Linked DNA regions of Homo sapiens: region 2 is linked to region 1. A link is a contact called in ENCODE Hi-C or POLR2A ChIA-PET data. All regions are on one chromosome and are shown on one strand. The core of a region is the stretch at or near the end of the contact, and the rest is flanking DNA. Distances in the headings are between cores, read along the strand shown. Region 1 overlaps THRAP3 (thyroid hormone receptor associated protein 3). Region 2 holds the start of TRAPPC3 (trafficking protein particle complex subunit 3).

Region 1 (3,372 bases), core at 294-2,793:
AAAAAATAGAGGTAAAAACACATGCACCAAATAAGAGTTTGTGGTTTATTCAGTAGGAGCCTTAGTTTTGGTAAATTTCTCTCATTTAGGGACCCTGAACACTTGTTTGGCAGCGGTTATGTTTTTCAGCTTCTTACCTACTAGTGTAGTGAGATCAGTTCCACCCAATTCCAGGGGTATTGATACTTTGTGGGGAGAAGAAAGAGGGAAGAAAGCAATTAGTAATAGTCAAACAGGAGGCCAGAGCAGATTCTTTTGTTATTTGTTAACTGATACTAGGGCTTGAAAGGAGGTAAGTCAAGAAGAGGTAGGATGGGCTCCCTGCTGGATAGACGGGAGCCCATATTCCCCGCACCCACTCACAGAATACGGGGCATCCGGGGGCTTTCGGAGACTGAGTTCTGTTAGAAAAGGTCTGTTTTACAACTGGGAATCCAAAACATCCAAAGTGAATAGCAGTACTTTTAGAAAGGAATTACCCTAGGCCGGGCACGGTGACTCACGCCTGTAATCCTAGTACTTTGGGAGGCCGAGGCAGATGGATCACTTGAGGCCAGGAGTTCAAGACCAGCCTGGCCAATATGGTGAAACCCCATCTCTACTGACAATACAAGAATTAGTTGGGTGTGGTAGCACGCAGCTGTAATCCCAGCTACTCGGGAGGCTGAGGCAGGAGAATCACTTGAACCCAAGAGGTGAAGATTGTAGTGAGCCGAGATCATGTGCCACTGTACTCCAGCCTGGGCAACAGTGCGAGACTCTGTCTCAAAAAAAAAAAGAAAGGAATTACCCTTTTTCTTGCACTGAAGGTGACAGAAAAAAGGTCAGCATCATTTTTTTTTTTCTGTGCAGTTTAGTATGAATTTTCTGAGAATCAGATGACTCAGTGTGTTTTTTATCATCCAAAGAAATACTAGACTAGAAAAGGAAGAACAGAGATTGACATTTTGGACATTTTGGAGGGCTTGGAATTGAACCTCCATGGATAAGAGCCGGTCCAGTATTTGTTACATTGGCAGTGTTACACCAGGCTTGCCATTCCTTAATTGCTGTACTTTAAAGTACTTCAGAGGTTATTTTGGGGGAAACTGTTTTGTTTTTAAGGATAGACCCACCTTGCTGTGTCCTCCAGGCTGGAGTGCAACGACACAGTGGTAGCTCACCTGCAGCCTTGAACTTCTGGGCTCAAGCGATACTCCTGTCTCAGCTTCCATAGTACGAGGGACCATAGACACAAACCACTGTGCCCAGGAGAGAAACTTCTTAATGACTACTTAGAAAAGTAATCCATGTGTCCAATATGAGTTAATTTTTTTTTTTTTTTTGAGACGGAGTCTCGCTCTATCTGTCACCCAGGCTGGAGTGCAGTGGCACATTCTCAGCTCACTGCAAGCTCCACCTCCCAGGTTCAAGCGATTCTCCTGCCTCAGCCTCCCGAGTAGCTGTGACTACAGGCGCCCGCCACCACGCCCAGCTAATTTTTCTATTTTTAGTAGAGATGGGGTTTCACCATGTTGGCCAGGCTGGCCTCAAACTCCTGGCCTCAGGTGATCCACCTGCCTCGGCCTCTGAAAGTGCTGGGATTACAGGTATGAGCCACCGCGCCCAGCCGAGTTAGTTTTTTAATCTGGAGAAAACAATACACAGAATTGGGTATTTTGTCTTGGCAGTTACCTTGACAAGAGCTAAGGACCAAGTATTGTTTTTCCTGAGGGCATGGACTTTACTGGCATCCCTTAACCCTCCAATTTCTGAACACACAGGAGTGTTTTTGCTGATTTTTGTTGGTGGTGATGGTGAAATTTGCCAGGCTGGTTCCACTGGTTCTGCAGATGCCAAACAAACAGTTGAAGCGAGCTCACTTTTTTTTACAGTGGATTTCGGACACCATAGAGTTAGAAGCTGCAGCCTTTTGGGGTTGCTAATGAAAAAAAGTAGCTTACTATGTATTTTCTCCCCTCTCGTGATACTTTTCTCAGTGGTTATGAAGTATTCTCATGTCTAAAAACAAGTTGATGGAAGAGCCTCCACTGGGAATGACATTTTGGACTACTTCATGTCCTGTAATTGGGGGAGAGTTTAAGGTTGTACTTTGGAGTTTACTTTAGATGTGTTTGAGTTTGAGTTAGAATGTTATTTGCTGTAACTGATTCTCTTTTTAGATGTATTTGCAGAGCACACACGTGGAAAAGCACATAACCCAGGCTGTTGTGCAGTGGAGCAATCATTGCTCACTGCAGCCTGGACCTGGGCCCAAGCCATCCTCTTACCTCAGCCTCCCAAGTAGCTGGGACTGCAGGAGCTCACCATCATGCCCAGCTAATTTTTTTTTTTTTAAATCTTCTGTAGAGACAGGGTCTCACTATGTTGCCCAGGCTGATTCGACATCCTGGGCTCAAGCAGTCCTACCCCTCAACCTCCCAAAGTGCTGGGATTACAGGTGTGAGCCACTGTTTACAGCTGCATGTCTCTTTTTTTAAATAAAGTCTTTTTTAAGGAGGAAAATACACAAAAGGAGCTGCAGAAACTGGCTTTATCTATCCACACTTGTTCGGATTTTGACCAAGAATACAGTCTGCCTGCAGAGTATTGATAATGTTTGAAGCTGGATGATGGAAACACTTGGGTTCCCTATACTGTTCTTTCTACTTTTGTGTATGTTTGAATCAATACTTCTATAATAAAATAAACAGGCTGGGCACATTGGCTCATGCCTGTAATCCCAGCACTTTGGAAGGCTGAGGAGGGAGGACTCCTTGAACCCAGGAGTTTGAAACCAGCTTGGGCAACATGGCGAGACCTTGTCTCTACAAAAAATACGAAAAGTTAGCCAGCTGTAGTGGCACATGCCGGTAGTCCCAGCTACTCAGGAGGCTGAGGTGGGAGGATCGGTTGAGCCAGCCAGGGAGGTTGAGGCTGCAGTGAGCTATAATCGAGCCACTGCACTCCAGTCTGAAACAACAGAGTGAGACCCTGACACACACACACACGCACACAGGCACACGCACACGCACGCATGCCTGCTCTCGCAGCTATAAGACAGGCCCTTTTAAACCTTCTTTAAAGTCATAAAAAGGCAAAGTAGATTTACTGTGAGAAGATTTCCAAAATGGACATGGACTCTAAATAATTAAAAATACAGTTCTATTTGTTTAGGTTTTTGTTTTTTTTTTTTTTTTTGAGACGGAGTTTCGCTCTTGTTGCCCAGGCTGGAGTGCAGTGGCGCAATCTTGGCTCACTGCAACCTCTGCCTCCTGGGCTCAAGTGATTCTCCTGCCTTAGCCTCCTGAGTAGCTGGGATTACAGGCATGCCCCACCACGCCTAGCGAATTTTGTATTTTTAGTAGAGATGAGGTTTCTCCACGTTGGTCA
Region 2 (3,372 bases), core at 282-2,781, 120 kb before region 1:
AACTAACCAGGAAGACCTCTACTCATCTCATAGGAAAAGGAGAAAGAAACATTTACCATGCCCCTCACATTTTACACCATCCCATTTAATATTAGGTAGACATTACTATCCCCATTTTATAGATAAAGAAATTGAAGATCAATCAAGTAAGTCAGAATTCCAACCAAGGTCCATGTGTTTCCCCTTACCTGACATTGTTTCCTAACAAAATATTCTCGTCTTTTGGCCGGGTGTGGTGGCTCACCCCTGTAATCCCAGCACTTTGGGAGCCTGAACAGGCAGATCACTTAAGGCCACGAGTTCGAGACCAGGCTGGCCAACATGGTGAAACCCCGTCTCTACTAAAAATACAAAAATTGGTCAGGCGCAGTGGCTCACGCCTGTAATCCCAGCACTTTGGGAGGCCGAGACAGGCGGATCACCTGAGGTCAGGAGTTCGAGACCAGCCTGGCCAACATGGTGAAACCCCATCTCTACTAAAAATACAAAAATCAGCCAGGCGTGGTGGTGGACACCTGTAATCCCAGCTACTCGGGAGGCTGAGGCAGAAGAACTGCTTGAACCTGGGAGGCAGAGGTTGCAGTGAGCCAAGTTAGTGCCACTGCACTCCACCCCGGGTGACAGAGATTTCGTCTGGGGGCGGGGGGAGGGAGGGAAGAACGAAAGAAAAATGACCTAAGTCTGCAGCCCCAGCCCCTAGTCCAACTTTATAGGACCATATGGTGTCCAAACTATTCCCTGGGAAAGAAGGGAGCCACCCACTCCATTAGAGGGGCACCACTCACTGCTTACTCTGGCCCATCTCTTATTCCATTGAATAAAACGTTCCTTTCTGGCACGACCAGTATCTGAACATCTCTCACAATACCCACGCCACAGTACGAGACACTGTAGCCTAAGAGTAAAGCCTAACAGTCAGCTCCTAGCATTAGCTTTGGAGTTAAACACGGGTCCAAATCCTAACTTCCCAGGTGTAAATATGGGCAAATTACGTAAGCTCTCCAAGCTGTAAAACGGCAATGTTATCCATCTGATAGGGGCTACTCTGCAGATTAACTGAGATGCTGTAACGTGCGTGGCCCGGTGCCCAACACATAGTAAGAGAGAAGTTAAGTGGCAGTTATTGGTATTTATTACCGTCGTTGTTGTTGGCTTAGCACAGAGCTGCACTCAGGCCTTGGGGGCGGGGTCTCCTCCGGGGAACTTCTCCGACGGTCCCCTCACCTGCCTGGAACGCCCCCGGAGTGACCCAGCAAGAGGCTTCCCCTTGCCAGAGCTCACAGGAAGGCCCTTTTCCAAACGCACCTCGCGCTCGGCGCCGGGCCCCTTCCCTGTACGCCTCAATTTCGCCCCGCCCGCCGAGGTCACGCGCTCCAAGTTACCATTTTCTTGCTCTCGGTGCCACGGTTCGCCTGCCTCGACATGGTGCCGGCCGCCCCGCCCCACTCGCCTAGCCACGGGTTAGCTCGGCGACCCCTGCAGACGCCGGAGCCTAAGCCGCTGCCCCTCAGCCCACAAGACCGACCGGCACTGACTCACTGCGCCTGCGCGGCCTCCCGCGGGGCACCACGGGACTAGTGGTCCGGCCGACGTGGGCAACTCCCGCCCAACAAACGTCAGACTACAACACCCAACAGCCCCTTTGGCAGCACCGCCTCTTAACACAGTCAACTACAACTCCCGGAGTGCTCCGCGCGCGCCTGCCTGGTAGAGCCCAGCTTGCGCTGGGCAGCATCCTGGCCGCTGGGTGGCGTCCGCAGCCTTCGGTAATCCTGGGTCACACACACGCTTCCTCCTTGTCCCCCTCCCCCCGCGCCCGGCTCAGAGATGATGCTCCACAAATTCCTCTCTCGCCGGGGTTGGTCTTGGAAAGTCCCTCTTTCGAGCTAGCGTCTTCCGCTGTTGCGATTCAGCTCCAGAAGCTCCCAAGATGTCCCAGAAAACTAGCAATGACTCACACAGAATTGGCTTCTTCATTAGAAAAATATTTAATGACCTACTATGTGCCAAGCATTTCGCTAGTGTCTTTCTCTTCAGACTGCCAAACCCCAAATGATGCCAGCACCTGCCTTCTACCACCTGTGGCCTCGTGATGGAATATCCAGTCTTTTAGGTAAAGTTCAAGTCACTTTCTCCCCCTCCCTCCCCCTAGAACAGCTACACTGCCTGGTTCCCAGAAAACAAAGATCACTAACTGTCGTGGCCGTCAGTTCTGAGTTCTAATCCCAGCTTTGCCATTTTAGGCAAGTTGCTAAATCTCTCTCAGTTGTTGTAAAGACTGGTGAGCCACGCATGCCCAGCACTTGGGCGCATAAAAGGCATAAAAGAAACGTGTATTCCCTTCCAGCCACCCTCCAAAAACAAGCCAACAAACAGGCACCAGAAACACGAAGGGAATGTGCTGGCTGAACTCTCACCCATCACCAAGGGGAAGTCTATAGTCCCTGACCACAGCTCTTTGGTTTCAGCTCCCGCGGTCTCTCAGCTGGTCAACTCTGAGGAAGCTGGGCTGGGGGGTCCCTGAGCACTCTCTGTTCACTTAGGCCTGGTAGCCTGACTGTAGCAGCTGCATTCTGGCCCCTAGCCCTCACCATGACAACCAGCCTGTCCAGACACGAGCCAGCCAGGCTAGGGAGGGCTGGGGGGCCGCTGAGGCTGCAAGCTGGTGCCCAGGGTTCCCCCAGTCCCTCCCTCAGGGTGCAGGACCAATCATTATTATACCCTTTTCCCCAGACATTCTGTTTCCTCCCTAGAGGCAGTGACCCCTCACTCTCCATCCTGTGTAATGCCACAGGGGAGGGAGCCAAGGGCCGAGGGCTCTGGGAAGGAACTTGAGGGTTGGTTGGGGTTGGGGGAGGAAAGCAGGAGTCAACTAGCCCCCAAGGGCCAGCTCAGCTAGACAAGAGCCCTCTGCATTCCCAGGACAGAGGACAGCTGAGGTGAAAGCTGCAGTTGGCCAGCCGGTCTGTCGGTCTGGGCTCCTCCCTGCCGGCTGCCCTTGGCTGCCCACAGAAACCTGAGTCACACTCACAGCCAGCCACCCAACCCCACCCTGCCTGCTGTCAAGCAGGGCGGTTCTAGAGAGAGTGGAGGTGGAGCCTTTCCCTGCCTGTCCAACAGCCTCCGAGATTTTGCCTCTCTCTGCCTGGGATTCCTCCTCTTGGCGTCTCTTTCTCTTTGGGACTTGCAGTGTCATTAGTCCTGAATGAACAGTGGGGGTGGGGGCCATCTCAGGTTGATCTATATGATCCCCTCCTCACTCAGATAGGTTCTTAAAGGCTTCTTAGGCCGAGCACAGTGGCTCATGCCAGTAACCCCAGCACATTGGGAGGCAAAGGCAGGAGGAACACTTTAGCCCAGGAGTTTGAGACC

Evidence for each region. Hi-C counts contacts between places; a loop is a spot of excess contacts on that map. ChIA-PET counts read pairs that join two places held with the same protein, here RNA polymerase II (POLR2A). Pooled maps may share reads with other maps.
Region 2: POLR2A ChIA-PET joins it to region 1 with 10 read pairs in HepG2. The contact joins the promoter of TRAPPC3 here to the enhancer-like site in region 1. A Hi-C loop is called at or near these places in 1 of 168 maps with a recorded cell type or tissue (PC-9) and 4 of 50 pooled maps. POLR2A ChIA-PET finds 5 or more read pairs at or near these places in 15 of 52 experiments (A549, A673, AG04450 and 12 more).

The regions. Positions count from the first base shown.
Region 1 is chr1:36,267,415-36,270,786 of GRCh38, forward strand. The region is part of intron 2 of THRAP3 (thyroid hormone receptor associated protein 3); the gene reads left to right. Among named protein-coding and RNA genes, the nearest start is that of SH3D21, 37 kb to the right of the region's middle. RefSeq lists an enhancer at 1,994-2,288. Within about 2 kb of position 1,544, at least 4 of the 41 ENCODE cell types and tissues checked have a DNase peak (open chromatin) inside an H3K27ac peak, as active enhancers do.
Region 2 is chr1:36,147,955-36,151,326 of GRCh38, forward strand. It overlaps TRAPPC3 (trafficking protein particle complex subunit 3), which reads right to left and starts at 1,532. Exons shown (of 5, transcript NM_014408.5): 1 at 1,383-1,532. The coding sequence starts at 1,424. RefSeq lists enhancers at 1,202-1,862, 1,216-1,295, 1,426-2,085.